2 separate regions of the Homo sapiens genome follow, and region 2 is linked to region 1. The links are chromatin loops, found by intact Hi-C in ENCODE. Cell type or tissue: endothelial cell of umbilical vein. All regions are shown on one strand. Links, peaks and the distances in the headings refer to the core of each region. The heading gives the core; the rest is flanking DNA. Region 1 overlaps EGFR (epidermal growth factor receptor). Region 2 overlaps LOC105375284 (a long non-coding RNA gene).

What was found. Peaks named below come from ENCODE experiments on the same cell type or tissue, not always from the same donor. Only the 100,000 strongest peaks of a DNase experiment are listed, where the experiment ranks them.
Region 2: it touches region 1 in a loop (4-fold over the local background); 2 of 110 quality-filtered maps call a loop at or near these places.

Annotation. Positions count from the first base shown.
Region 1 is chr7:55,059,294-55,074,903 of GRCh38, reverse strand. The region is part of intron 1 of EGFR (epidermal growth factor receptor); the gene reads right to left. Among named protein-coding and RNA genes, the nearest start is that of EGFR, 48 kb to the right of the region's middle. RefSeq lists enhancers at 346-515, 28-1,227, 7,416-7,992. In endothelial cell of umbilical vein, for the core only: no CTCF peak of the experiment used is centred there; DNase peaks (open chromatin) are centred at 9,163, 9,333 and 9,603; H3K27ac peaks cover 1,835 bases.
Region 2 is chr7:54,987,348-55,002,957 of GRCh38, reverse strand. It overlaps LOC105375284 (a long non-coding RNA gene), which reads left to right. Exons shown (of 4, transcript XR_007060329.1): 2 at 7,546-8,229; 3 at 8,501-8,602; 4 at 9,150-9,299. Among named protein-coding and RNA genes, the nearest start is that of EGFR, 24 kb to the left of the region's middle. In endothelial cell of umbilical vein, for the core only: no CTCF peak of the experiment used is centred there; a DNase peak (open chromatin) is centred at 6,867; H3K27ac peaks cover 345 bases; H3K27me3 peaks cover 198 bases.

The sequences.
Region 1 (15,610 bases), core at 4,793-12,792:
TGCAATCTCAAGGTTCAAATTCTGGATGAAAATAATGTTTTGTTGAAATGATCTTCCAAAGAGAACACCGTGCTTGGTAATTAGAATGACAGGTTAAGCATTATTCTTCAACTACCATAAGGAAAAATAATCTTGTCTTTGCCACCTAATTGATTTGCTTACTAATTGATTTAAAATGTCCTTTCACTTTAATGAGTCTGTCTATTTACAGTGGTAGTTTATAAGGTTAAAGTATGCATTCCCAAATATTAGATATTCTTTAATCATGTCGTATATCCAAGTTGAAAACAGTAGGTATTTGGGGAGCAAGCAAGACGATATTTAAAATAATTAGGTATTTTTTAAAAATTCATATTATTCTCAAAAATAATTCTGGAAAGACTTCGGTGGCCTTTCACATTGAATGAGAGAATATGATGTCACCACTTACACTTTCTGTTTCTGTTTTATGTTCACAAACCAGGCCAGGGGGCCAGCTGTAAACCCACATTCTATTTTGATTACATTGTCATAACTTTCAGTTCTAACTGGAGAAAGCCAGAATTTAAATCTAGCCAGAGTATTAATGCTGCTCAACCAGGAGGGAAATGAAAGTGGGATCTCAGAGTGAACATGTGGTCCTTCCGAATTTCCTCCTGGACCTGGACAGGACTCATGGTCGAACCCGAGATCCTGAAACATTTTCACCGTGACTCAGAGTGAGCAGGAAGGGTGGGGCTGGCCTCTTTGTTTTCTCACAAGGTTAATAGCGTGTACCTTAGAATGAGCCAGAGCGCAGCAGGGGTAACAGCACATGGCTTAGCCTTCGCGAGGCAGATGTGGTGAATGAGCCGTTGAGACCGCCCCTGACAACGTCAGGCTGTTTGCAGTACCCATGGGCCTCGCCCTCTCCAGACTAGGGGAAGGGTGTGTCTGAGATGCAATCTAAGAAATGATCATTCTTTAAATTCTAAAGGTGAAGAGATGTAAACAGCATTTTAATTATAATTTGCCTAAAATGTGTTTCTTGTAGAGGATAGGCATCCCTGTGCACATGCAAAATCTTGGAAGAAAAATATATGTTGAGAAGGCTTGACTAAGGGACAGAACAAATAGCACGCTGGTTTTCTGTTTTCCTTAACGCTGATAAGGTCAGAAGAGCTGTGAATGTCTCTATGTAATTAACAGGGTGCAAAAGAACAGGAACGAGATTCAGGGGACTCCAGAAAGAACTTTAATTTCTGTTCCTTGGTTTCCTCATGGGACACATGGGACGAAGTATTAATAGCTATAAATGCCCATAACAACTGAGATTTGATAGTAAATTCCAAATTAAGTTAACACTTGAACTTTATAAAAAATACACACTTCATTTCCCTATGGGCCATATACAAAATGTGAGCTGCAATCAAAGTCCTGGCTAGGGAGTTTCTGGTAACGTGTCTGTATTATGGGATGTACACACTGAGAAAAGCATTGATCACTGCACCTGCAGAAGCCTTTCCAGCATGTGCCTCACCCACATACTGCCTGAAAGTCTTCTGAGAATCATTCTATAGTCACAAAAAAATCCCCTGGGAAGGTCCTACACTCATACCTATTTTACAGATTGAGGAAGTGGGTTGAGAGGCTTGATAACTTGTGCAAGGCAGCGTGGCTGGTAAGCAGACACTCTTCACAATTGCACTATGCTGTCTGCAATATCCAACTGCCCTTTCCTTGATCCGGCACATAGTTTGAATTGAGGGAAGTCTTTCAGTATTTAGAAAAATCACAGATGACTAAATGGTAAAATAGCAGAAACAATGAGTGAGAAGTTAGATATTTGCTTCATTCCAAGGGAAGAGAAACGACAAAGTAGTCAGGTAGTTAGCCAAAAGCTCAGCCTCCAAGAGCAGTCAGATATAGCAAAGCCTGAGAATTCCTTATCTAAAAGTAGTGAAATGTGAAAGGCTAACATGAGAAATTTCATCCTGATTATAAGGAAATTTTCCAGACAGTGAAGTGAATTGAACTGTAATCATGTACCTAAAAAGAAATCATGAAAGTCCTTTGTGTATGGCATTTTAGAAACTGACAAGCACACAGGAAAGAAGGCAGGTTCACTGACTCCAGACATCTTTCCATCTGCACTATCTTTTTAAGGATTACTTTAAGGACCTCAAAAGGAGACAAAACAGCAGACTGTTAAAAGCAGCCGTCAATATTTATCTAAACACAATGAAGCAACTGCTTGTGCTACGACAAGCAGTAATAAAATGATGGGACTACCACTGTTGGTCCTATTAGTGGAAACAATTAATAGAAAAATGGGCCAACATGAAACTGTTGGTAACTTTGTAAGGGAAAATCACTTCCCTAAAAAAGGGAACGGCATCAGCATCACCACTCATGAGAGCAATGATTGACACTTCACATGCACCAGCAAACCTCATCCAGCCCGCAGCCCTCTGAGGAAAGCACTGCTGACAGCTCCATGGTGCCCACCAGAAAATGCAGGTGCAGCTGCTTCAGGAGCTTACTCAAGTCCCACAGCTGGTAAGTGGGACAGCTGGGATTTGCACCACATTCCTCTGACTCTGATGAACGTGCTTTTGTCCGTGATATAATGCCACAAATAGAGCTCTAAAATCCACCTTGAGTAGGCAGTATACTCCAAAGTTGTGCAGAGTACAGACTAGTAATAGGTACAATTGCTAGTAATAGCTACAACGCTTAAACTGATGTTGCATACATTTAAAATTAAGTTTGCATTTGAACTTGATAAAACGTGTGCATTTAACTTACTTCCCTGCAGGTCACATACGAAATGAGAGCTGGATTCCAAGGCCTAACCAGGGAGTTTCTAGTATTACTGTGGCACACAGTGGACGCTGCACTGACCACAGTGTGTGCGAAAGTATTTCAGGTCTCTCTACTCCATTTTCTCTGCAGTACTCTCTGACCCAATCCAAGAGAAAAATGTGCTGCAATATTGGCTGTCTTCTGTTGGTGTTGCTAAGTTACTGAATATTTTGCCTTGCCTTGCCCAGAAACTGTGTTAATTGTCTTTAAAGAGATAAGCTACATTCTGGAACATCTTTGTATATGCCCTAAATGTACTGAGTATTTTTGTAAAATAAATTTTGTTCTATTCTTTCTCTCTCAAATATAATTTGGAGAGAACCATGTGATTCTGTACTAATTTGAAACATAAATCTCTAACATATTATTAGTATATAAGCAGAAAAATATCTTTTTTTAGAGTCCTTGGGAGCTGTGCGTGTGCCTACGCAGGCACACCCATGCATCCTGGTAAGACTGCCTAGAAAGGAAGAGACCCATGCTCTGAAAGGGATGATGACATTGAACAGAGAACATGATGGATCACAATTCTGCCAGTGAAGGCAGGGCAGGTGGAGAGGTGGGTGCTGGTCTGGTCCCTGTGTTTAACACAGCCAGGCCATCTGTTTTAGTCCTCTTTTCAAAAAACACATTTTTGAGAGAACTTAATTTATTTCTTGAAGGTTCCGAATAATGAAAAAAGAATAGGCAAAATACAATTTTATATAACAGAAGGCAAATTGAAACACATATTCAAAATGCTTGCTTCTTTTCTTTTGCCCCTAAAGTCTTCACGTGAAAATATACAAAGGCAATTTTGGAAATCAGCATATGTGTTCCTATCTTCTATGAGTTCTCTACCTCACGCAATTAATGGAATGGGAATGGGGGCAGAAGCCTTCCAGCTCTTGAACAGTAACACCAACCCTCCAAATTCCTTTCTACTTCTTCCTAACAGTGGTGGAAACTTGCTCAGTGTCAGGGCTGGGCTTTAGGGAGGTCCTGAGACACCGGAGCCACAGAAGGGCCAACGTTCCACCTCTGGGGCTGTCTCCACGTTGTTCCTCCTGCTAGCGGCGTTTGGCACAGGCCTTACCTGCTCTGAGCCACTGAAACAGCCGGTGGGATGTGTATACCCATGTTGCCATGGAATAAAGCAAAACTTTACAAAGCTTGGATTAAATAAGATTCTCCTAGGATCTGCCGGCTTTATTAATTTCTTTTTCTTTGCTCCACTTCCTTTCCTTTTTCAAGACTGGTATAGGGGAAGGAGACAAATTTAACAGCTCAGCAATGGTTCTGTCTACGGATAGAAATAGCAAGAAACGAGGAAATCCAAGCTCTAGGATGTGTGATTTCTTCTTGCACATGTTTGCAAATTTGCTTCTACAATCAGCCCTGGCTGCGAATTAAGACATAAACTGGGGGACTCAGGGCCGTTTGCAAATAATCGCCTGCGCACATCCCAGTCGTCTAATCTGTGACAGGCAACTGTTGGACTGGAGGATGGCAAAGTCCTCTTCCAACTCCAGGTCTTGTCAATGTTTCACAGGCTGCTGCTGCTATTATGTACGCATGTTTGTATGTATCTATGCATTTATTTGTATCCCCGAACTAAACAAAAATTAGATAAATAGTCCAACACATTGGTTCTTTTCCCACCGTAGTTGGGGCAATTTGTCCGAAGATGAATGACCTCACTATATTTTAGGCAGTGGAGGTTTGCTGAGGCATGAAAGTTAGTGATTTTTTGTGAATATTTAACAGAGAAGAAGTAAGCTGATGATACCAGGGGACTCAGAACTTATCCTGTCTAACCAGGAAGAAAGAGAAGTATTGTGCCCTGAAAAGCAAGGAAAAAACCCAGAGCTTTCATTGCTCGGAAAAGATAGATAGCATATTCCCTCTGAGTTTTCTTAGATGCAGCCTGGGATAGGGGAGAAAATGTAACATTCAGAGAAAGGTGGGATACAGCATATAGCATTGTTCTCCTTTTTAAATTAATTAAAGCTTTTTTTCCTAAGTATGTTTGTATTCATGTACTTTTCAAGTGTGATGTTCAAAAAACAATGCAACTTTTTACTAAATTTAAAGATACTTCAGGTAATTTCTCAGTTTTGTACATGATGTATTCCTGAAGGCTTTTCTGAAAGTAGACTCTCTGAAAATTAAGCAACAAGGTTGTGTGTATGTGTGTGTAAGTGTGTATGAGAAAGACAGAGAGACAGAGAATGATGATTAGTGGGTTATCACACTTCTATGACCACTGGAGACAGCAGTTAGGTAACTATGGGGGTTCCTTGTAAGGATTCTGTCTTTAACACTAGAGTCTATGCAGGCATCTTCCTGAGTTCACTGCATCTACCAGCCCTGCTGTGGGTGGTCTGCTATTTAAATGCCTGCTGACACTGTCAAAGGGACCTGAAGTTGGGAGAATGGAGAGGAGTGTGTCTTTGCTCATCACAGCTTCACGACCTAGGAGGTCACCAATCCTGGAGAGGAGGACAAAAGCCAAGCTGGAGTCTGGTCTTGGGGGTAAAGTACGTGCTGGGTTCTGTGGCTCCCAGGACTGAGCAAGAACCAGGTCTGATGTGCTTGGTCACCAGGGCCTGTGAGGCCCCATGGTGGGGAGCTGGGATGCAGTAGAACAAGGGGTCTTTTTAAGCATGACCTTGTGCCCACTGTCTTTCTGTCTGAGGCTGTTTATTATTAGCTCAGCAGATACTTGCTGCACATATCCCGTGTGCAGCAATCACCACACGAGCTAAAAAGTATCCCTTGCTGGAGGATCATCAACGACTCATTTTGCAGCTGAGGACAGGCTGTTTGGCACTCAAGGGCCACCTCGATAAAATTCCTTTTTACATGAACAGCAGTTTCAGGAGAATGAATTGTCTTAATTATCTGAATTTTAGAAAAAAATTAACCATAGAGCATTTGCTAGGTTTATTTGCATTTAGTGAATTTCACTTAAAAATACTACAATAATGCTTCATACTCATCTCTGTAATCAGTCTGGTACTCAAAGCCTCAAACTGCTTTGTAAGAAGACTTGAGTATCATGACTTTTCTCTGAAGAAATGGTTGCAAAAAGAAGTGAACACTGTTCCCAAAGTGTCCCTGCAATTCAATAGTAAAGCAAGACCTCCTACTCCAAATACATGACCAGATGCCTTTTCCCTGTGCCCTCCAACTGCTCTGCCCACCACTCACCCCTGTCCCTGACCCTTCTTTCTACACATTCCTAAAGTTGGTGTGGATGAGGGCTTTTCCTGTGAAAAGTCATAGGAGTTTGATAACCTACTAACCATGCATTCTCTCTCTCTCTCTCTTCTCTAAGGTTATTCCAAGTGTGTTCTTAGATGTGGACAGACTATTGCCTCCCGGTCACTGGAGCGTTCTCAATACTTCAGCCATCTGTGCATGATGGGTACAGTAGGAATTGAATTGTGCCAGTTGGTAACGGCTTCAGTAAGGGCTGCAGAGAAGATACAGAACAGAAACGACCAGGAGCAGATCCTCACGGAGCCCCCCGGCTAGTGATGAGGATCACTGTGCCCTGGACACGCAGACACAAGCAATCTTCGCATTGACCTTGTTCTGGGGCTCACTCTAAGCTATCTCTGAAGAAAACCATTGCCTAATCTGGAGCTGCTACTACCAGAAATAACCATAGTCAAGGAAAACTCTACGTCCAAGTAAACTCAAGATATCAGGAAATAAGATTAAAAAGGAGTGTGGGGCTGCCACTGACATTTTAAAATCTCCTCTTTGTATTCTCTATTTTCAGAAAACAATTTCAACATCAAGCATGAAGTTTATGATGAATATAGGAAATAGAAGGATGGTGAGGATTGAGGATTTTGTCTGTGGGAAATTATTATTGTTCTGATATTTTAAAACAGAAGAGCCAAACCAAAACAACTGTTCTTTTGACTAAAAAGGTGATGAGAGATTTTTAGTGTCCCCACCACACATGCACACACACACACAGGCACACACATACACACCTGTGCACACACACACACGTATGCACACGCGTACATACATGTACACACATACACATATACACATACACACAGGCACACCTGTGCCCACAGACACACATATACACACATGCACACACACGTACACACGTACACACATACCCATATACATGCATACACACGTGCGCAGACACACATACACAGGAACACACACGTACACACATGTACACACACGTATACACAGAGACACACAGACACACACAGGCGCACACGTGCACACATACACACACATACACGCACATCCGCGCACACACAATGGCAACTATGGGTGGGTTGGATGTGTTAATTTCTTTGATTGTGGTAATGAGTATACAATGTACGTGCATATGAAATCATGTTCTACACCTTGAATATACACAATTTTTATTTGTCAATTAAATATTTTAAAATTTAAAAATATTTCCCCTCAGGAAAAAATTAATAAACAAAAGTAGCAGATTGGTTCCTTAGCAATGTGAATATACTTAACACTACTGAACCGTACACTTAAAAATGGTTACAGTAGTAAATCTTACGTGTATTTTACCATAATTCAAAACTTAAATGTTTTTAAAGTGAAAAAGAGGCAGCAATGGGGTTCTCACTTTAAGCTTCTCACCTCATTTACCAGTAGGTAACTTGTTGGGGCTTTCCCAGTCATTCTGCGTTGTCTATGCAGGCAACTATTTGCTTGAATGTCCGTTTTCCAACAGATGCCTTCCAACACGTGGAACACTCTGGAGTCATTTCCCCATGGGCTCCGGCTCTCCCTTCACACTGTGCTTCTGAATAGTCTTGAAAGCATTGCAGGAGACGACAGCACTTTCCTGCAGACACAACCACCTTGAGGGTTTCTTCTGACCTTTGCTCCTGAAATCCTTTGCTGACCTTTCTGACTTTTGCTCCTGCAGCTGTGCTCACGCAGGTGCAGCCCAATGGTTTTCTGAAACTGCGCCCTACCTCCCTCACCCTGACAGCAGTGCTGCAGGAGAGATGTCACTGTCCCACCAGGCAGGTGAGGAGCCGAGGATGCAGGACTGGCCTAGGTCACCTGGCCAGCCACTGCATGGTGGGGCTGAGGCATAAACCAATGGCAAGGACGCCTGCCTCCCAAGTGACCAGCTCAGCATCCAGTTCTGTAATTCCATGTCTCTGTGGATGCATGGTTTACTTTTACGTTTTGGAATATCTATATGAAATCATGGGTTTTTATGTAGCTGTATCATTGTCAAGCTTGAGAAATGCACACATCAAAGACTTTGTTCCCGTCTATCTCAGAGGAGGAGAAGCTAGGCAGCTGACCTCAGGGAGCAGCCAGAGGCTTGACCTGAGGAGCCTCTTGCTTACTTGTGAATCCACAGCACCCCTGGTGACAAAAGAGAACCTGCGTGAACCCCACCCCACCCCAGCACGGTGGAAGGAATTCAGCTGACTTTCACAATAGCAACCAAAGCTTTTGAACTGCCCTTTTTGTAACCAAGCAAACCAAACTCGACAGTGAAAAGAGATGCCTCTGTGATGTGCGAAAGATAATTCGTTACAGTGAGTTAGAAACTGATTTGCTTACAGAAATTTTGGTTTTATATTTGATTTACTTGTGTGCCGCAGGCTGACGGTAGCCCTGGCCGGAGGAATTCGAGGCTACAACCCAAGCTCCCTTGCCCTGTCGCCTCTGCTTGCACCAGCTCCCGGGGAACATTTCACACCAAATATTTCTTTGTATTTAAAAAAGGACTGTAAATGTCTGAAAATAATAGCTGGCACGACAGTGCCTCATTAGTTATCAAATGCCACACTATTATGACCACGGTATTAATTTTTTAGTTTTCACTTACTGGATTTTTTAAAAATGTAGGCTGTAGTTTTCAGAAATGTCAACTGCCAGAACACCCCCTGCTGACAGGGAAAGAGGCTTTGCAAACATGGGAGGAAAGGACGCAAGAGGGGAGTGCGGCTGTCCTGTGCAGGGGACTCTGTCACACACCACGAACGCCTCAGTCAGACACCTCCTCTGCATGGTACTTTCATCACGTAGTCACTGCGAGGAAAAACTGTGCTAGAAACAACATGCAGCTTTTTGGAAAAGTTTATCTTTGTCAGGATACATAATAGGGCCAGGCTTCAGGAGGCCTTCTCCAGGGTTCTAAAGGAAGGCAAGAGCGAAAGGAATGCAGCCGTAGAGAATAGTTTTGGAATGACAGAGGCCATATGACTCAGCTTCACTTGGCAAAAAAAAAAAAAAAAAAGCCACTTAGTCACTTACTATGTTGTCCCCTTCCCCTTGCCTTCAGCTCTGCCATGCATGTCAAAAGCATGTTAGTGAAGAGGGAAAGTAAAATGGCCACTTTTCTCTGGGGAAACACAGCCATGTCCCTAATTCCCCCAACACCTTCTGGGGACGCTTGAACTCATCGCTGGTTGAATTCACAGCCATAGCTAACATGTTTACAACATGATTCACTGTGTCATGATCTCAAGCCATTTCTTATTCCTTCTGCAACCAGAACCTTTTAATAAATACTCTTGAAAATGGGAAACTGGCTGTCAGTTTTTAGTGACTTTCCAGCTCTTGCTTTATATTTTTAATCTTAAAATAAAACTGATCTTTTTAAAGACACAAATGTGTTAGTAGCCACCCAGATACTTCTAGTGAGTAAATTACTCTTCTGGAATAACAAATTAGAGGCTTTTGAAAGTGCATTAACCCTTTAGACTCACCCTGCGCAGCTCACTTGTGCAGGGAGTTTCCACACAGCGCATGAGTCACCAGCAAAGCTTACTCCTCGTCCACCCCTCTCCTCCCTAGGGAGTAATTTCCTTAGAACATCTCAGTGTTTATGCATTAAAGGCCCAGAATGCAGCAGGAATCTCCAGTAACACTAAGAAATTCCAGAGTTGCACATCTGAGGAAGTGGGGAGGAATCTTCATCTGGCTCTCCCAGTATTAAGCGAGCAATCATCAAAAGTGTCACTTTTCAGATAACTTGAGTTGACTTCTGGAAGCTTCGAGAATGCTTTTTGAGATGCTTTTCAATACATGCCTCTAAAAAATTCACTATAGTGTGCCTTCTGATTTTATTATATTTGGTTTGTGGTATGGTGAGTGGCAGACCTCTTCCAGGAGGACGCAGTGTTGTCACCTTGACCAGGAAATGCAGGGACATGCCCATCTCTTGGGCTATTGGTATATGTGGCAGGTTATTTGCTAAAACAGAAATGATGGAGCCAGTAGGTTTGTGTCTACTTACCATTCTTTTATTCCCTGATTTTCCTTTGTTTTAGACTTTGAAATGGCAATTTCTAAAATTCAGAAGGCTAAGATCAATGAGAAAATCCATCCTTGTATTGTTAAGAAGCCTTTATCTTGTTATATAATGGTTTCACTATCTTTTCTTGGGGCTGTCATAATCCTTTGTGGAAATACAAGAGCTTCTGGTTTCTAATTAGGTTTAAACCGTATCTAAATTAAGAGTAAATGCGCACTGACTGAGAGTTTGAAGAACCAAAGAGAAAAAAGAAGTGCATAAATGTCAGTGGAATCACTTTACAATCTCTGTTTGGTTTGCATGAATGGGTGTTTGTGTGTGTATTTCAAAAGTGGGGAAAATGGACTCTGAAACAGTAAAGGATCCTTTCTGGATGTCTGGATACTAACATATTCTCCTTAACAAGGCAACACAAGCTGCTCTGAGAACAACAGCCAATTCTGGATAAGTGAAATTGCAATGAGTACTCCATTAAATTATTTTCCATGTGTGAATGGTGAAGCTTGCATAATTGGCTTCTAGTGGGGAAGAACACGACACAATTATTATGAATTAAAATTACATCTATTTGACAGTCAAACATGACCTGTGGATACTACATACAACCTATTTTTAAGCATTAATCTATAACTTTGCATATAAACTGCAGGTATTTTTTAATTAAAATTCTAGTATCAAGATCATAGTTTAAGGAAATGTATTATTTTGTATATCAAAAATAGAGGTTCTCTTAGGTTTACAAGTTTTCTTTTAGTCCATGGAAGACTTAACGTGCTTAAAAAAAATCTATTATGTTCAGGCTAATAAATCTACAAGACTTTATATAATTTTTTTAATTAGATTTTTACCACCTGAGGGTTTTGTGTGGAGATGAGAAGCCAAGAAGAGACATACACAGTATCAAGTGAGTAATCCTAAGAATGACTGTACTCATTTCACTGGAATTTTTCTTTTCAGAAGTGAGCAGCTGGCATTTGCCCTCCAGGACGGTCCTCAAGCTGTGGAGCGCACTGATGGTCTTCCTTTCATTTCTGCCTCCTTTCTGAACAGCATACCTTCATCTGCCACTCCATCCTTTTGCTCCACTCCTCTCGAGGTGCAGACCTAGTGTTGACACCAGTATTTACGTCCATGCCCATGACGTCCTTTGTGTTAGTCTGGCTGATGCTGTGTGTTGTCTGTTGGATTCAAGATGGCCCCATCTCAGAAAACTGAGAAAAACTGCGTGTGCTGATGGTAAAATGCTTTGCGAGAACCTCATGGGAAGAGAACTTTTTCCATGAGTGCAAGTTTAGTATTCATTTAAAATACTATTTTTTGTTCATTATATTTCCTCCCATACACCTGGTCTTTTAATCTTAAACACACACACTAACCCCTCCATAATTCTATCTCTGTCCAGAGAATTCCACATCGTTTCAATCACATCAGCACATGTGGTTCGATCTAAATTATGGACCAAAGTAAAATAAGAGCCTGAACCTAAATGACTTCACCAGGGAAGAGGATTCAAACGAGATCAAGGAGGAAATGCGGGGGAGAGAAAACTTGGCCAAAAGGCAGAAAAAGATGTGAGAGGAGGTGAAGGGAGCCAGTTTAATGAGGTCGGTCGTTCTTGCTTCCGGGCACATATTTCTTCATTTCTCTTATTTTCTGAAACTTGACCCCCATGTGTTCTTTCCATTTGACCCTCAGTGAAGAGAATGGAGATGCAACATGAGGTCCTGGAGCAGGCAGACTTTGGAAGCTGACAACCCTGAGCTTGCCTTTGGGGTCTGTGAGTTTGTGGAGAAAGACTCTCCATCTCTGATCCTCTGGTGTTTCCTCTCCTGTAAAAAGGGAACCGTGGTGCCTCTCTCGAAAGCCAATTTCAAGCACTGAAATAAACCAATGGGCTTAGAGCACAGTGCCTGGCATGAGACGGGCATCCACCACATGGTAAGATTCATCTCGTATGAGCAGCAAGGGCTGCACAAACTTTGTATTAAAAGCACATTTTCAAGTTCAGAGCACAGCAGCACATTTTAAGTAGCTTTTCAAAGATGCCACAAGTCCGTTTCTGATATTTTCAAAGAACTGGGGAGGGGAAAAAAGGAAACTGAGAATTCAGAACAGCCCCCAGGACCACCTTCACATAAAATAGCGATGGGAACGTGCAGTAATATGGGACTCTTTGGTTGCTTATCAGTTATGATCCAAATGGCACAAATATAATGGAAGCAAGCACCATGGAGTTATATTCAGAAACCCATGCACATTTTTCCATGCAGATGAGCAGCAATGAAAGAGAAAACATGCTCACAGAAGCACTAAGGTATAAATGATCAGTAGTTAATTATTTTGCAAGCTATTTCTAGGGCTGTGATCTTAATTAAAGGGTTAAGAAAGGGGTACATGGGGGTCGGGAGTCCTCCATGTCTCTACTGTTTAACCTTTTCAGTGCTCACGTGTTACTCTAATTTTAATCTCTATGCCTCCAAAGCCAACACTCCTGCCTCCAACACAGTGGCCTATGACGCAAGAGAGTGTGCCGAAATCCCTGCCATGTCATTGAAGACTAATTTTAATTCAGAAATGAAGTTTCCTTCTCTAGAAAGTCTTGAGAGCTGCTGGTGCTGAGATTGAGACCCACTTCCAGAACAGTTCCACCCTCCTTCCCCATCTTTCTAGCCTTGGACATCTCTTGTTTCTAAAGATAGACTTCTTACTCTTCACTTATCTCCTGGGGATCGAGTTCCTCTCCTGGTTAATTGGAGTTTTGGTTTGTGCTCCAGGGTCCCAAATTTCCCTGAAACTGACAGTAGAGTTCCATGGCCTTGAGCAGTTAAATGGCCCTCCCCACTCTGGCCTCCAGCGATGAGCGAACCTCAAGCGCTTGGTCCTTTGATGAACAGTCAGCCTAAGCTGCTCACCTCCAACAATGCTGCCCACTTAGCAGCTGAGCCTTTGCCGTGCTGAAACAGGCTTGCTTCTGGGTGCTGCAAAAATTAGGCCATCAAGTTATAAATTGCCTGGTAGGTTAAGTAGATTAAGTCAGAGTCAGTCTACCTTTCCCATCTTTTAGCTAAGTTCCATTTGTCTCGGTTCCAAAAATTCACATATGGAAAATGAAGTTTCACAGAGATATATGTTTACAGTCTCTCTCTCTCTCTCTCTCTCTCACACACACACACACACACACACACACACACACACACATCCCTGGAGACCGTCATCCGTGGGAGGGAAGACTTTGCCTTTCACACAGCAAATGTGGCTTATAAAATGCTCGTTTAATCAGAGCAAAGAAATGCATGCAGGGCAAGAGGTGTGAGACGAGGAGAGCTGAATGAAAGCATATTCTCTGTCCCCTTTCCCTCTGTGGCTTAAAATTCACATTGACATGGGAGAATTGTACTGATACAGACACAAACTGGGATTATGTATATGGGGGCTAATTGGAAGCAGCTGACAACAGTGGGAAGAAAAGCTACCCACATTTGGACAATTGCTTTCCTTCTCGTGGGTGGGCCAGTTTGTGAAGGCCTGGAGCCTTCCCGGGGCTGGGACCTGAAAGCTGAATTGCAACACATATCTTACATAAAAGGCAGAATCCTTATCCACACAAGAGACCTACACGTCTATTACTAAGTGGCCAATTACATAAAAGGAATGAAATCCATTGAATTCCCCTTAAGTAGTTCCCACTGGGGCATGTGATTTGCCAATACAAATATTGCTGGTACAGATACAGTCATGAAGAGCAGGCGCATGGGCTGTGTTTGCACCTCATTTAAGCAGATGAGGAGCATCTCCCAACATGCGGTTCACCTTCTGTGGCGTCACTTTCAGACTGGCAGGTAGCAGAACATAAAGTGTAGTCAACTTGGCCATGTCCAAGTAACAATTAAAAATAATAATTTGTTGAGCTCCCACTCAGTGTTAACCAGAGCACGTCCATGATTTTTGACGCTCACATGGTTACACAGTTGGAAACAGGCAGAGTTGGCATTGAGCCCTTGTCTCTTCAGGCCACACGGTATCCAGAGCCCCAAAACCTACTCATACCCTTTCACAGGGAACTGCATCGTTATACTGGGAGCAAGGCCAAATAGCCATCTACATGCTGGGTCTATCCAAAGCCAGTTTCCTGCCCAGAACCATCTATGGCTCCCAAAACACAAGATGAAAAGTCATTTCCTGAAGGGGAGGTAAAATAATGAGAAACTCACTTTGGCCATACTGAAGAAGGATACTGATTATATCTTGGGTTCATGAAATAGTCTAGATTCTACAAGCAAAGATGGAAGGAAAAGATGCTAGGAAAAAATCAACTTAAGATGTTTGTTGTTTGTTTTGCCTCATTATACTTTCTTAGAATGTGAGACTTTGAGAAAATCAGCATTATACTGTGAAATTCAAAAATTTACCACAAGAATCCAGCGATTTCACTTCTTGAACTAGATACTAAGGAAATAATCCAGAAGGGAAACGTAATTATGTATAAAACTACTGAGGCACTACTAAAAACAAAAATGTCAGGAAACCACACAAATTCACCCAGTAAGAACAGCTGAACAAACTAGAATATATTAATGAAATATAACCATATAATCTCACATGACAATTTGGCAGTTAAATGCATATAAAACTGTACACTTGGGAAAGGTCAGAAAATGCAGAGTGACAGAAATAAATTAGAGTTAAATTGTTCTTTTAGGGGCAGAGGGTGTCCCTGTGAGCCTTTCTCAGAATCGTCTGTAGGTTTTCCCCACGTGGCATAACACACATCAGCTCTGTGCCCGCTGGTGGCTGCCAGCAGAGGCCCAGTCCACACTGAGAGGACCTCTCTGCCTTCAGTTCTTCCGAGGTCCTGGAAGTTGGCACTGGGTCTCTGTGTCTCCAGCCCTACTTCCACCCAGCCCTTATCTGGGTCAGAACATGTCCAGTATCTGCTCAGCACATCTCGGTGAGAATGACTGCTTTCTTATAAGGACGATGTAACGCATAAGAAATCCTGCAAGACTGATTGATTTTTCCTGCATTCATGCAAGTATTTATTCATTGAGTATTTACAGAAGTCTACTATAGACTATTATTTTATCTTATTAAAATATGGTGTACATACAATAAGGCAGAATAAGAATAAATCCATTCAGTCAAAAGTTAAATGGTTGCCACAGTTTGGGGAGGGTGGGAAGGAGGAGTGAGCAGGTGGGGAAGGAGGGGACTTGTAGGGCCAGGAGACGACTCTGCGTGATATAGTAATGGTGAATGCATGTCATTATAGATTTGTCCAGACCTGAAGAACGTACACCACCAAGAATGACCCCTAACGCAACCTGTGGGCTTTAGTGAATAATGTATCAATATTGGCTCATTAATTGTAACAAATGTGCCATGCTAATGACAGACGTTAATAATAGGGGAAACCTGCAGGGACCATGAGAAAGAAACAGGGGCCGTGCTGGAACTCCCTGAAACTGCCACTCAATTTTTCTGTAAGCCTAAAACAGCTCAAAAAAGGAAGTTTATTAA
Region 2 (15,610 bases), core at 3,782-11,781, 71 kb after region 1:
GAGGCCAAGGTTGCAGTGAGACATGATCATGCCACTGCACTCCAGCCTGGGTGACAGAGCTAAGACCCTGTCTCAAAAAACAAACAAATAAAAAATAGATGAGAAAAAATTGGAAGACTGTAACAGACAAGTGTCATGCATCATCAAGTTGGTCTTAATGGGATCCTTCTTCCAGTTGTGTCCAATAGGAAAGGAAGGCAGGTAAGAGGCTGCTGCAATAGTTCAGGTGAGACACAGGACTGGCTTGCAGCTGTGGAGCAGGCAGAGAGGTGTGATTGGATTCTGCTTGTACTTTGGAGAAAGAGCTGACATGAATTCTTGACAGATCACATCAGGGGCGTGAGGGACAGACAAGCCAAGGGTGACTCCAAGGTTTTGAACAGCAACTTGGTGATGAGACTTCACTGAGATGAAAAACAGAGAGGGAGGAGAGGTTTGGAAGGAGAAAACCCAAGAGTCTCCTGTGTTTGAGGTACTTTTTAGACTTTCAAGTGGAGGTATTGAGCAAGTGGTTGAATATATGAGCTTGGTTTTCAGGAGAGAGCTCCAGGCAAGAGGTAAAAATTGGGATCATTAATATACAGTTGCTATTTAAAGTCTTGAGATTAAGCCAGATCATAAAGAGATTAGATGAGAATATAAAGGGCATGGAGAAGAGAATCGAGTCTTGAGCCCTGGAGCCCTGCGAGGGGAAGAGACCCAGGAGATGAGGAAGGAGCAGAGGCACCAAAAGGGAGGGATGTGATTGTCCTAGAGAAAGGGGAAAAGCCGCCATTAATCAGCCTTATCCAAAGCTGCAGATAAGTCAGTGGATTCCAGCAAATGGAATATCCTTGGTGTCCTTATCAAGGAAAAGATTCATGGGAGTGATGAGGAAAGAGTCTGATTTGAGTGGGGTTTTAGTTGGAATTTTAATAATCTATTGGAATATTTAGGAATGTTGATATCTTTACAATATATTTTCTGTACCTCCTTATAATATTAAATCTTCATATTGCCTTCCCATTGATGTCTTTTTTTTTTCCATGTCTTTCCTAGGCAGACATCAAGAGAAAAGTTTGCTGTGCCAGGGATCTGAAAGGTGTCTGTGGAAGGAGGATGGCAGGATAGTGCTTCTGCAGATCAGGCGACTGCAATGGGGAGTGAGGGTACTGAAGGGGTGGGCATCAAAGCAGAGTGTCTGAGAGTGCCAGGAAGGAGGAGGAAGGGAACATGGTGGTTGGCAGGCATCACTACCAAGGCTTGCCTTAGAAACGGTGAATGAGACGGACCCTTGAGAAAAGTCACCTGCTTCTGTTTATGTCCACATGTTTTATTAATTTAATTTCATTTACAATTTGAATACTTAATTCACTTGGTTTGAAATTAGTTTTAAAACTGTACAGTGAAAAACCCCATCCCATCTCCAGCCATCACTAGAGATGATCACGCTCATCAGCTCCTTGGGGGTTTTAGTTTGATTTCTGTTGCTTATAACAGCATACCTGAAACTGAGTAACTTATAAAGAAAATGAATTTATTTCTTACATTTATGGAGGCTGGGAGGTACAGGGTTGGGGAACTGCATCTGCTGAGAGCCTTCTTGCTGGTGGGGCCCTCTGCAGAGTCCCCAGGTGGTGCAGGGCATCTCATGTTAAGGGGGCTGAGCGTGCTACATAACATGCTAGCTCAGATTCCTCTTCTTCTTATAAAGCCACAAGCCTCTCTCTCATCATAACACATTGATTCATTAATCTAATATATTAACCTCTTAATACTGCCACATTGGAAATTAAGTTTCAGCATGAGTTTTGGAGAGGACATTCAAACCATAGACGGGTCCTTCCAGAGATAGTCTCTATACATACACTGTTATTTCTGCACTTAAAAAAATATGTAATAGTATATCCTGGAGCTCATTCCATATCAATACTTAAGTGTTACTCATTATTTATTGCCCAGTATTTTTTTTCTTTCTCTCTCTTTCTCTTTCTTTCTTTTTTTCTCTTTCTTTCTTTCTTTCCTTCTTTATTTTTCTTTCTGTCTTTGTTTCCTCTCTTTTTCTTTCTTTGTTTCTTCTCTTTTTCTTTCTCTCTCTTTCTCTGTCTCTCTCACACACACATTCTCTCTCTACCTATCCATCATCTATCTATCTATCTATCTATCTATCTATCTATCTATCTATCTATCTGTCTATGTAGGACACTCTAAATAGATCTGGCTTATTGTATGTAACTATACCTCCATTAAGTTGAAGCTAATTTATTTACCTGGCTTCCTACTGAAGGACACTTAAAGTATTTCCATACAATGCTAACTGAATAACCTGTAATACAATTTCACACATTTGCAAGTAGAATTTGAGTGCTTTGTTTCTAGTTTAAAAATTTTTTATTTATATTCTTTTTAAAAGATCTGCACCTTTAAAATTAAGATAAATTTCTATGCAATAAACTTCAGGCATGAAATGGTTTTATCTTGTTTTTGCATTTCTTTATTGTCTAATGGCATCAAGCTTTGTTCATGTACTAATTAGCCATTTATCTTCAACTTAATCAAGGTATAGTTTACAAGCAAAAGGCTGCATTATTTAGAGTGTCCATTCACTGTGCTGTGACACCATGAGCACTGCTACAATCAAGGCACAGGATGTTTCCATCACCCAGAGAGGTTTCCATGCTACTTTGCAAAACTCTCTGCCTCTGCCGGTGGCCTCCCACAACTAGTGATCTATCTGAGGTCACTACAGAATAGTTTGTATTTTGTATAAGTTCATAAAGAATCTAGATTTCAAAAAGAATCATTCAGTATGAAGCATTTTGTGTTTGGCTTTTGTCACTCAGCTCAATAATTTCCCTCCATGTTTCTGCATTTATTGGTAGTTTGTTTCTTTTTACTGCTGCATAGTACTCCATTGTGTGGCTATACTGCCTTTTGTTTATCCATTCACCACTAGTTAAAAAAGAAGGTGGTGACACATTTCTCTAAATAGTGTTTTATCTCATCAGACTCTAAAACTTTGGCACAGTGATGCTTTTCTTCAGTGTTTCGGGCCTTGACTAGTTTCCCTTTAGGTAAGATCTGGAAGTAGGTTTGGTTGGATAACCGTGGTGTGCCTCAGGAAGGTGTGTGCCCTGCCATCTCTTTGCCGTGCCTAAACCTGCATGAAATGAAACAACAGAAAGTTATTTCCTAGTGGCTATCACTTTGTAGTCAAATATATTTGATTGATGAAGAATACAAGTCACCTAGAATTTATGAGAAGTGTACGTCTCTTGCCTACACCTTATTTAAGATGGAAACCATGGTATTAATTAGTAAATTAAAATTGGATACCGATTTCTCTTCTTGGGTGGGGATGGGGGCACTTTTTCAGACTTCTTGGAAAACCATGGGGAGACTAAATGCTAATGAAATTGCACTGCCTATTTCTCATAAAAAAGCTAATTAAATTACTTTAAATGTTTAGCTGTAGTTGAAATAAAAATCACAGAGATGTCAGAATTTACAATTAAACTAATAGAGATTAGAAAAAGTGCACACATAATACAATGTTAATTACCAATCCAATAGGAGCCTTAATATTTTTGATTTGTTAGGTATATAAATTACAGTAATCTATTTGAGAGGGCTTAAAGTCAATGTGGTATTTAAAAGATATTTAACACCTATCTAATATAAAAATATAAAAGTAAATGGAGCCTAATTCATATATTTTAAAAAGCTATGATGGAAAAAGATAGCAGAGAATGACAAGAGAATAATCTAAACCAAATTATAAATGACAGTGAAGAGTGAAGCAAACGGCCTCAAAATAAATGGACACGAGGCTGGGGGCTCGCATCTGTAATGCCAGCACTTTGGGAGGCCAAGGCAGATGGATTGCCTGAGCTCAGGACTTCAAGACCAGCCTGGGTAACATAGTGAAACCAAAAAATGCAAAAACATTAGCTGGGCGTGGTGGTGGGTGCCTGTGGTCCCAGATACTTGAGACGCTGACATGGAGGATGGATGGTTTGAGTTCAGGATGTGGAGGCTGCAGTGAGCTGAGATTGCACCACTGCACTCCAACTTGGGTGACAGAGTGAGATCCTGTCTCAAATAATAATGATCGTAATAAAAAATGGACAAAAAGTGTGAATGTTTAACTCAAATAGGAGTAAAACAAATAGAGATTAAAAATATTTTTCTTTCTTAGGAAACAGAGAAGAGGAAACTTAAATTATTTTTTAGTAATATATATATAAATATGTAAATATGTTATATATATAATATATGTTTATATAATGCTGGTGAGGTCAAGATGAAACTGGACATATTCCTTGCTGGTAACTTTCTAAATTTTTGAGACCAATATGGAAAAAACTTCAGGATCCACAAAAATGTATCCTTGGGCCCACTGAGTATACTATTAAAGCTATTATTTAGGAATAGTCCAAATACTAAAGCTAATGCTCTGCTAACTTTTCAGTACATGACTTAAATCTCCTTTCATCATGAGTTTGCACATCTGAATCCACTTCAGGATGTGCACTGTGGCAACGAAAATAAATTTTTTTTATCAAAAGTAATTTTAAGCATGTGTTTCAATATTGTAGATTGTATTAGGTTAATTATTGGCATAGAGATAAATTTATCAGAATTATTTGTTCATTTTCCTTACTTTAAACTAAAAGATCAGTTTTTAAAATACTGCAAACCAACTTAATGACCAAAAAAGAGGTAATGGATAGAAAGAAAGATAAATGGAGAGTTGATACAGACAACTTGAATTTGGGGTAAATGAATGAAAGTATTGTTGAAAACACTTTTAACTATGTATTCTGCATTGGTAATAAATTCCACCTAAGGCAATGACAAAAATATTACTAGTAAAGTCTAATATATTTTCTAGTTATGGGTGTTCAACCTGACAGTGTCAAACAAATATAGCATTTTAAAATAAATTCTTTTTATCACATTTCAGGCTTTTAAGTTAGTAAATTTATAAGTAACTGTTTTGGTGTTTCTATGTATGAATTGTTCATATTAGTGTTGAAACATGCATTCAGTCCCAGCTTCACCACAGTTTACCAGCTAAGGTATTATCAAACTTTTTTTTTAATCTTAGCAAATGTGAAAAGATTGCTTAAGCATTCATTTCTATTAGTTTTTGTTTGTTTGATTGTTTTAGATTTCTTAGCTGTTTAAGCAAAGAAAAGAGGGAAACTAAATCCCAGATACTAAACATGAAGAATAAGAAGTTCAGGACTCTTTCACTTACAAGTGACAGAAAAACAAAATATCCAGAATTGGCTTAAGCCAAAAAGAGAGAGAGAGAGAGAATTTACAGGCTCCATTTCTAAAAGCCTAGAGCGAGTGGCAGGTGCAGCTTGTGACAGCCTGTGAGCCAAATCTGGCCTCTGCCTGATGGAGGGCCAGCCAGCTAAGGATGGTTCCTACACCTCTTCAATGGTTGGGGGAAAAAAATCAACAGAAGAACAGTTTTTCAGAGCATGTGAAAATTCAAATGTCACCGTCCATAAACAAAGTTTTATTGGACATAGCTCTGCTCTTTTGTTTACACATTGTGCTGCTTTCATGCTAGGATAACAGAGCTGAGGAGTCGCAACAGAGACCGCATGGCCCACATGGTCTAGAAGATTTACTAGTTGGCCCCTTAGAGAGAAAGTCTGTGGCCCTGCCCTGGAAGCTCAATGGTGCCAGCACTGAGCTACATCCACTGGCATCTTTCTACTTGCCCCCACTGACTTCCTGTGTGTCGGCTCCATTTTCATACTGTGTGGGCAAGAGGGTGGCAGCATCACACATGAGCTTCTGGCCCACTCAGCAGGGGAAAGGGGAAGGAGAAATTCTCTTTCCCACTCAGCGCAAAGAACCGAGATTGAGTCCCATTGGTCTGGCTTGGATGTGGTGTCTGTCTCCATGGCAGAGTGCTCTGATGGTCCAGGAGTGGGTCACTCACCACTCCTGGAGCTGGGAACCCACCTGTCACTCCCCAGTCTCATAGATTGAGCAGGGGTCAAGGCAGAAGTCGATCATGCAGGGACACATAGACCATGTTAAAACTTGAAGTTTTATTCTATATTTAGTGGGATCATGTAATCAGATTTATATTTTAAAAAGATGTCTCTCCTGGCAACATAGAGAATGAACTGGGGGGGCGCAAGAGTGGAGGTGGAGAGGCTAATCAGGGGTGGTTCTGCTGGAAAAAAAACAAAAACAAAAACAAAACAGATAGTTTATTTAACCAGGATGGTGGCTAGAGAGAAAGAGATATGGGCAAAGTCTAGAGAAGCTTAGAAGTTTTAAATGGATAGGTTTACATCTGAGGATTGAGGGAGAGGGAGATAATGAGAATGCATACTGCATTTCTGGCTGGCACAAGTGGGTAGATGGGCTCATTCTCAAGTTGGGACTACTGAAGAAAATGAGGATCAAGATGATGAATTTGTATTGGAAATCCTTACATTTGGGCTTCTCTTGAAATATGCAAGAAGCAATGCCAAGTAGGCAGTAAGAAAATCAAGTCTGAAGCTCAGAGGTGTGGTGTAGGATGGAAAATAAAATTTTAAACAGTCATCAATCTGTCAATAATATTTAAAGTCAGGAGAATGAATGAGTTTATGGGGAGGGGGGATGCAGGGGGAGAGGAGAGAGATGGAGAGAAAGAGAAAGAGGAAGTCTCACATTGATCTTGGAAACCACATTTATGACTGAGGTGGAGGAGGATGAAGTGGCAAGTAAGATTGAGATGAAGCAGACAGATAGGTAAGGAAGACGGGGAAGCCCAAGGTAAACAATGATTCACAAAGGCGGAAGTGCTCAGAATGCCAATGCTGCTGAGAAGCCACGGAAGAGAAAGATAAAGTATTACCCATTGGATTTGATTATGTTGAAGTCATTAGTGACCTTAGTGAGTGCTGTTTTGGGAAAGTTTGGGGGTGGAAGAAAGATTTAAGTGGGCTGAAGACTGACTCAGATCCTGTTTTTATGGGACTCTTGTCTTTTGATTCTATGTTTTTATGATTCCACGTCTGCTCTTTGAACCTGGTCTCTCTGTTTTGACGTTCAGACTTGACTCAGCCCCAATCTACAAGGTTTTGCTCCAATCTTAATTATTCCCTTTGGAACCCAATTATTGGTTCTGGCCCACTGAGCATCCCTGACAACACATGAGCTAGCCTTTAAGTGAGAGTAATTGAAGCTTACCCATCCAAGTCATGGCATGTGAAGCTCAGGCTTCAGCTCAGCTTACCACTAATTGCATAAAACTGGAAAGTTACTCAACCTCAGTTTCTTCCTCAGTGAAGTGAGACCTAATCACTCCTGTTTTACTATATCATTGTGAAAATTAAAGCTCTTGGTACATGATGGTTGCTCAATCAATGTTGGTTACCTCCTTCCACCTTTCCTGTCCCTCTGATAAATGAATGTCCTTGTATCTATCTTTCTGTGGAGCATTTGTAGATTGAAATGAGTATTTCTAAAGTGATGTATTGTAATCAAGGAATGTAAATGCTTCTCAGTGACATTTCTTTATTCATCCAACATTTATTTATCAAGCACCTTCCATGTGACAAGCACAGAGCTCGGATGGGCAGCCAACCATGAACAAGAAGGACACGGCCACGTGCCACATGCACGGGAGGTAGGCAAGTGTGGAACACAGGAGAGTCATGAAGAACATGACTGTGAACTGTGATAGGCACTGGGAAGGAAACAGCAGGGGCTGAGAAACAGAATGAGGGCCTCAGGATGCTTCAAGCGAAGCCATGGAGGAAGGTTTTTCTGAAAATTTGATGTATAAGCTGCTATCTAAAGGGCATGATGGAACCAAGGGCAGTCGTCCTTCTTGGCATTCATTGATAGATGGAGCTATCTGTGGAGACCCCCGAGAAGCTACGGAGGTGCAGGTGTATTCGCCTCTACATTGATTCTACATCTGGGTGGCTATGCATTCACTAACTTATAATGTTTTTCTTTCCTTTTCATCATCTGCCAGGTGAGCAAGTCAATCATCACCTTTTAAACACTTGAGATTTCTAATCTATTTGTGGCTGAGAAATCTAACAATTGTGCTGGTTAGAATTACATAAGGATGACATTGGCTTTGGATGAGGTCTCTCCTGTGAGTGTCGTAAACCAAACTTCAGAGCCTGAGCTGTGTACTAGTGCACTCATTAAACTTCTCAGAGACCAGTTTTGTTCCTGAGATCTTGGTTAAGTTCTGGACAAGTGAGGTTCTAGGTAAGTGGCCTCTGGGCAAGTGAGGTGTTGCTGTGCAATCCTAAGCAATTATGACACAGGTTACCTTTGTAAATTAGGTGGCCAAAATCTGTAGGGCCCTAGGGTGTACGGGATTCACTGTAGGCCTGGGAGAGCCCTGGGCAAATGGACTGACGAGCTCTCTATCTGATGTGGTTTTCTGTCCCTCCACTGATGACTGCCCCTTCTCCCATGCGATAAGGTGTTCCTCCCTCGTCACCCAAATGAGGATCTCTATCTTTGCATTCTCCAGGACAGACACCCCAGCTTAGGAGCATTGTGTTTGATGTAAAAGGAAATGGGGTGGAAAAATATGCAAGTGTCTCATCTCTCCTGTCAAGTGCATGGCTACTTGGTAAGCACTGATTTAGAAACTTGGAGATCTTTTCCATGTATTTGACCTTCAGCTTGACTGGGCACACAGGAGAAGGAACAGAAGAAGAGTGTTTTTATAGCAACTTATCTTCCAGGGATGTCACTGTTTCAACTGAAATTAACTTTCCCCTCCCACAAGAGAGTTTGATGGTGGGTAAAAGGGAAGCAAATTCTAAAATGATTTTGTCTTTAAAGAGAATCAAGAGTGATTGTGGTTCCGAGGTCAGGAGGTCGAGACCATCCTGGCTTACACGGTGAAACCCCGTCTCTACTAAAAATACAAAAAATTAGCTGGGCGTGGTGGCAGGTGCCTGTAGTCCCAGCTACTTGGGAGGCTGAGGCAGGAGAATGGCTTGAACCTGGGAGGCAGAGCTTGCAGGGAGCTGAGATAGCGCCACTGCACTCCAGCCTGGGCGACAGAGCGAGACTCCATCTCAAAAAAAAAAAAAAAAAAAAAAGGAGTGATTGTGTTTCTTGCCTCTTTGTTATAGTATCTCTAACACAGGAGTCCTTTTTTATCATTGTAGATTACATCCTCTACCCCAAGAATGCCACCCTGCTTCAGATCACTCCACTCCAGGGCCTACTGGAGAGACAGAAGAATGTGGGAGAAATGCGAGCTTGAGATGATTTTGCTCTTGTTATTAAAATGCTCTTCTCATTGTGTGGTAAAATTACAGAAAATGTCTTTCTCTTCAGAAAACAAAGACTTCAGCCCCAAAGAGGGCCCAAGAGAGTTTTAGGACAAATTTGCATCTCTCTGGCAGGAACTATGTATGAATTCAAGACAGAAAAGGAATATTTACATAATGTATACTATATTTCTGTTATAGCTTTCCAGAGAGCTCCCTAGCAAGAACTGGGAAGAGGTATGAGGGGCAAGAAAGCTCCAAGCAGCCTCCCCTACTGAAAGCTAATTGTAGTGGCACTGATTGAAAGGTGGTGGAAGTTGTAGAAAGCCCTAGAGAGCAATCAACAGGCTTAGGGCAGGCTGACCCCAAGACCTTGGGTCACTGTGTGGCTTTGAGCAAATTGCGTAATCTATTTTGGCCCTAATTCTCTCTTTTTAAAAATGAGATTGCACACCAGCAACTGTTGTTGCTCTTTCAGCTTGGAAGTGCTGTCTTTGTGGGTAAATAAGGCATTTTTAAGGCTAGTCTAAATTTACAAGTGAACCTGTGGAGGCCCTGGAAATACACTTACATATTTCACATAGGACTACTGTAGTCACTACAATGAGAAAGAATTTCACTTCCTGCATTGGATCGGGTGGATTAGAGTTGGTGCATATAAAGCAGCTATGACATGAAAATATTCCACAGATGGTAGTCATTGTTATTTTTTTTTTTATTTTTTTTTTTAGATAGAGTTTTGCTCTTGTCGTCCAGGCTGTAGTGCAATGGCGCAATCTCAGCTCACTGCAACCTTCACCTCCTGGATTCAAGCAATTCTCCTGCCTCAGCCTCCCAAGTAGCTGGGATTACAGGCGCCCACCATCATGCCCAGCTAATTTTTATACTTTTAGTAGAAACAGGATTTCACCGCATTGGCCAGACTGGTCTCGAACTCCTGACCTTAGGTGATCTGCCTGCCTCGGCCTCCCAAAGTGCTGGGATTACAGGCATGAGCCACCACGCCCAACCTTGTTATTGCTATTGTGACATTTATAATTAAGATGACATTTTGTATAAAGTCATCACATAAATTGTACATGGAGTTAATGACAACTTTGAAAACAAGACCCCTTTACAGAGAGGGAAAACGCTGAAAAGAAATGTACTCTTAAAAACATGGTTGTATTTGTACAATGGCACTAAGAAGTGATTGTTTTCTTTTTTCTACTTCTCTGCATTTTTATGTTTTTGTTTAAAGAGTATTTACTGCTTTACGATCAATAAACACTAGTTTATTTTGAAATACTTTGTATTTAAGCACAAGGTGAATTTCTTCCTAGGTCCAACAGTCATAGTAGCAAAATTATTACAGCACCCTGGACATTTTAGTGAATTTTAAGAAAAGCTTCACATCTATTTCTAAAAATTTGCATTAGATATTTAATTTCTACACCAAAAACTTGCTTTCAGTAAAAAAAAAAAAAAAAAAAGAAAGAAAGAAAGGAAGAAAAAAAAACGGAGGCACAAGCAGCACTGTTTAATAGCCTTCGCAGAAATATTTTAATCTAGGTGACTTGTTTGAATTTCATACGCCACAGGTGCAACAGAGGAAGAAAACACGAAAATTTAGGAAATGTTAGCTTTTACAAAAGAAATACCCCATTACCTGGAAAACTCAGCAATTGAAATGGTTTGCTGGACTTTCAGCATCAGGCACATATTAGTTCCTTTCTCACGATGAGAAATTGGAAGAACTCAGTTCTTTCCAGCAATAAAAGAATTATTAAACCCTCATTTTGGTTTGAAATTCGTCTCTTTTTTTTGTGTTTGTATTGGTTTTTACTGAACACTTCTCTCACTAGATTTCACATGACCTCCGTTCTTGTTATCCTGTTTCTAGCTCCAACCCCCTTCCCTGCCCCTTGCCTTTTATCAAAATGTGAAGATTGGGTCCGTTCAAGTTTCCAGTCGCTGGCTGAAAGGCTCACTGAGATCTTCTTGCTCCCTGGCTTTCTGTTGGGAAAATGGCTTTCTCTCTCTTTTCAGGAGAATGTATTGAAAACAATCTCTGCCCTGCCCACTGGGATAGCGGAGAGGATGCCGTGTGGGAGGGAGAGGGTCGTGGTTTTCTGGCAGAGACGGAAGTCCCGGATGGCCTGTGTTTGATGCCTCCCGATGGGTGGACGCTGTCCTGATGTGAGCTGGCGGCAGGAAGCCTGCCATCACCTTCCACCCAGCGGCCCTTGGAGTTGCAGCCCTTCCCGAACCAGCATCACTAGTGCGTCTGCCATTGGTGGTTCCCTTGGCTCCTAGCAGCGGCCATTGCCTAATGTGTCTCAGCTTTCCGAGACTCTCATGAGAAAGCCAGCAGCTGCCATTATTTGGAACTTGGTCGTGCTCTCTGCATTTCTTCACGCACTCTTACCTCTTATGTTACTTTTTACACCAATACAATGATGCTTGGAGAGCTCGATGCGATTCTCAAGGGCAACCTTCAGCTCAATCCATGAAGGTCCCTATGGTGATCTCTTGCTACCATGTCCCTTTGAAGACTGTAATTTGTTTATTCATTTTTCACTCACTCATTCACTAACAATTGTTCGTTGAACATCAGTTATGGGCCAGGCACTCTGCTAAGTGGCAAGGATGCCCAAAGGAATGTAAACATTGACTGGACCTCTGAGGAGCAGACTAGTATAGAAGATCCAAATTGAAACAAAACAAGGCAAAACTGTGAACCTGATTCGATAACAGCAGAATGTGTTTGGACAAACCATAGGGTACAGAGGACACAAAGATGAACTCTGCTGCCCAGATCCTCTCAGAATGGAGGAAGCACATTTTCAACCATGTTAGAATGGAGTTGGAGAGAGAGCAAGATCACACAAGGCAAAGAGGTATGAAGCGGCCTACGGGCTGCTCACTACTGTTAGAATGTGAGTTTCTAAGAACAAGGAATTTGCTGGGGATAAGGCTGGAGAGGAAGACAAGGGTCATGTTGAGTTGGGCATTATATAGCCCTGGCTAAGGGCTTTCTCTATGTTCTTTGGGTACTGCCACTGCAAGAAGGAAATAGAAATATTTACTCTAACTCCAAAAAGTAACTCTAAAAGATATTTTGCTGGCAATGCAAACGGTAGCAGGCAGAAGGAGATGCTTGAGTATTTAATGCCTGGGGTTATTGCAAAGGCTTTGCAGCTTTGGAAGTCCTGGGAAAAATGCCTTGGGTAGGGCACATTCTCTCAGAAGAGTAGGGACTGAGGACTCGCAGAGCCTGTGAGACCCAGGGAGATGGAGGAGTGAGGGGATAGCCGGAAGTAACAACACAGGTGCCAGGTCACAGAGATGTGGGCATCCAGGTGACACAGGCTTGTTCTTGAGCGTGCATTGGGCCTGGATCCTTTGTGAATTTCTTAGGCAGGGCTGAGTAGGGGTGTGTACGCTGAGAGCCCACGCAAGATAAGAGGCTGTTAGAATTTGATTTTAAATTCTATCTGCCAGTTGTGAAACATCTGGGGATGGCTGTGTTTTTGTTCTGAGGCTTAGACATAATGTAAGTGAATCATTTGTCATACAGTAGAGTCTTAGTCCCCTCATATGCGATTTCATTTCCTACTGACAAAGAAAGTAAAACTCAGAGACACAGAGTAATTTCCTCAACATCACAGAACAGCACAATTACTTCTTGTCTAAGAAGAGAACCTCAGCATCTTGGCTTAATTTCCAATTCTCCACCCCTCAATGGCAAGTTGTTATTGAATTTCTACTGAGAGACAGTAGTTGCTTGTCATGATGAAATTCAAATATTATTCCTTAATGAACAAACATGGCAACTTTCTATCATAATATTTGTGCAAAAATGTGGCTTTTACAACCAGTCACTACGGGGTGAGACAGGTCTCGGTTTTCTTCCCCACCCTGTTCTACTCATTTTCAGAACCATAAAAAAACAGAAGCACATAAGTTCCAAAACCCATAAAAATACATTTACATATACAATCAGGAGATACAACATGAGGTTTTAATAAACGTTACTCAGCTATGTGACATGTATTCTGAGTTAAATACTCTACAAATGTCATCACATCTGGTTTTCAAAAATGACATCTCTTTTATGTAGTATGTGGACAATTTTGCAATTATATGTTGCTTGTGGATTATTAACTTGTGAAAGTGGTTCAAACCATATTTTCATTGTTATAAAAAATGGCACTAACTACCCACATGTGTGATGTGTTATTGCAGACACTTGAGAAGAACTGTGAAACTAAAGCTGGCATTGCCAGTGCTACAGTTCATAAGCAATGGCTGTACCTAGCCAACATTCCAATATGCAATTCAGTGAAAAAAGGGAAATCAATGGAATTAGCAACATTAATGGCATCACAATATATTGATGTATTCTTCTCACTCTCCTCCTGCAGAACTCACACTCCACCCTGGGTATTCACTGCGCAAGCACGAGCTCCCTAGAGGCTGGTGGATTATTTAAATCTCTCTGTTTTATTTGAACTAAAACACAGAGACAAGTGTGTAGTCAGGTGTTGATGGCTGTGTTGCAAAGGGAAGGTCCATGAATTACTGATGTGGAAGCCCTTGGGGCAACAACAACAACAAAAAAAACCAAGGACTGTTTCATGTTTGGTGGTGGTGGTGGTGGTATTTCCCAGATTCTATAATTTATTCAGCAAAGAACTCTGCAAAGAACTCTCACCACCCCATTCTTCTTTCACATGATTGAGATAGTTATTGTCATTTGCAATCTACAGAGCCTTCCTGAACACAAATTGTGATAGTATAAAATACACAAGGTATGTCTATAGAGATACGAGATCAATTCCACTGGCATATTTCTGTCTAGATTGTGAAGAACTAGTTTCCTAAAACTACTCTACTGCTTACTCGGTAGCTGAGGGACCATGTTTCAGGAGAGCTAGGACTGTGGGTGAGATTGGACTGATGAATGTCCACCTCCATGATTTTATGATAGCCAATTACCTTATTACACAATTAGGCCTTGTAAATAGATGGGGACATGCTCAGTCAACTGTACAAATATTAGACATAGATTTGGTGAAAGATTTAGATTATGTATCCCTGTGAGTACAAGAGCTTTTGGTGTGGTGTCAAGTCCTGAGGAAAAATATGTGAATTGTATATTCAGAGATTAAGAAGATAAAGGGACAAATTAATACCTGCTATTTAATGATTAGAAAAATTGCCAACTAATTATGAAAATTAATAATCTGTAAGCTCATTTATTGTATGTATAAGTGAAAACAGTAGGTTACTAGCATACTGCAGTGTTTGGCCTTAATAGCATCTTTATAAAGATAAAAATAAATGATAGTTGAAATAATAGAAATGAATTTTTGAAAAGTGTCTTATTCAAGTAAAGCTCTGCTTATGAAAACTGTTCTTTATTACAAACAAAAGCCCACTTTTTGGCCTTGAAATCCAAGCTTTTCTACTTACAGTTTTTACCTTTTATAAAGTTGTGTCAATAAATCATCAAAACTAGCCAAAATGGATTTCATAGCAGAAAGTCTGACTTGAAACCATTTTTACTATGGTGTGATTTTCCAGCCAGAACTTGTAAAATTACCAAGAGTGACTGTTTTAAAAAACAGTATTGTAAATGCTTCATCAGCCCTGGGCAGCCTTCTTTAACTCCTGACTCCAGGCAGCTTGAGCTTCTTCCTTCTCTGTGTGTTTGTGAAGACTTTGACCTGCCTTGTAAATCTTTGTTTACATGCTTGTCATCATTCTGGACAATGATCTCCTCAAGGTCAGAGGGTGCTTTTTTATTGGTGGTTTGTTTGTTTCCTGGTTGTTGTTTATTTAGGGTTAAACATAACACATATCCACGATAAAAATCAGATGTTTAAAAATATAATAAAGAAAGTTTAAAAATTTAGATCAAATCCCATTAACAAGAAGTAATCATTCTTGGCATTACGTGCAAAATTTTCTAAGTCTAGTGTCTGTGTGTAGTTGCAGATATCAAGAAAGAAAAAATGGGCAGAAATAATTGTAGAACAATAAAATCAAATTACATGTGTTATTTTGAAATAAATTATATTACATTTAATTTTACTTGAACTTAAAAGAAACTAAAGTGAAATTAGAACAACTGAAATTTATTTTTATCTTGATTCTAAATTATCTCTTTAAATTTAAGCAAAGGTTATAAAAACCTTTAAAAGACCATTATTTTGATTAACTAAGCATTTTAGCATTAGGCTTTAGTTATTTATTATCCTATAACTCCCCATTTTTCTTATTTATATTGTTATTTAATTTTAAAATTTTTATTTTGAGATAATTATAGATTCACATCTACAAAGAAATATATGAAATAGTACAGAGATTCT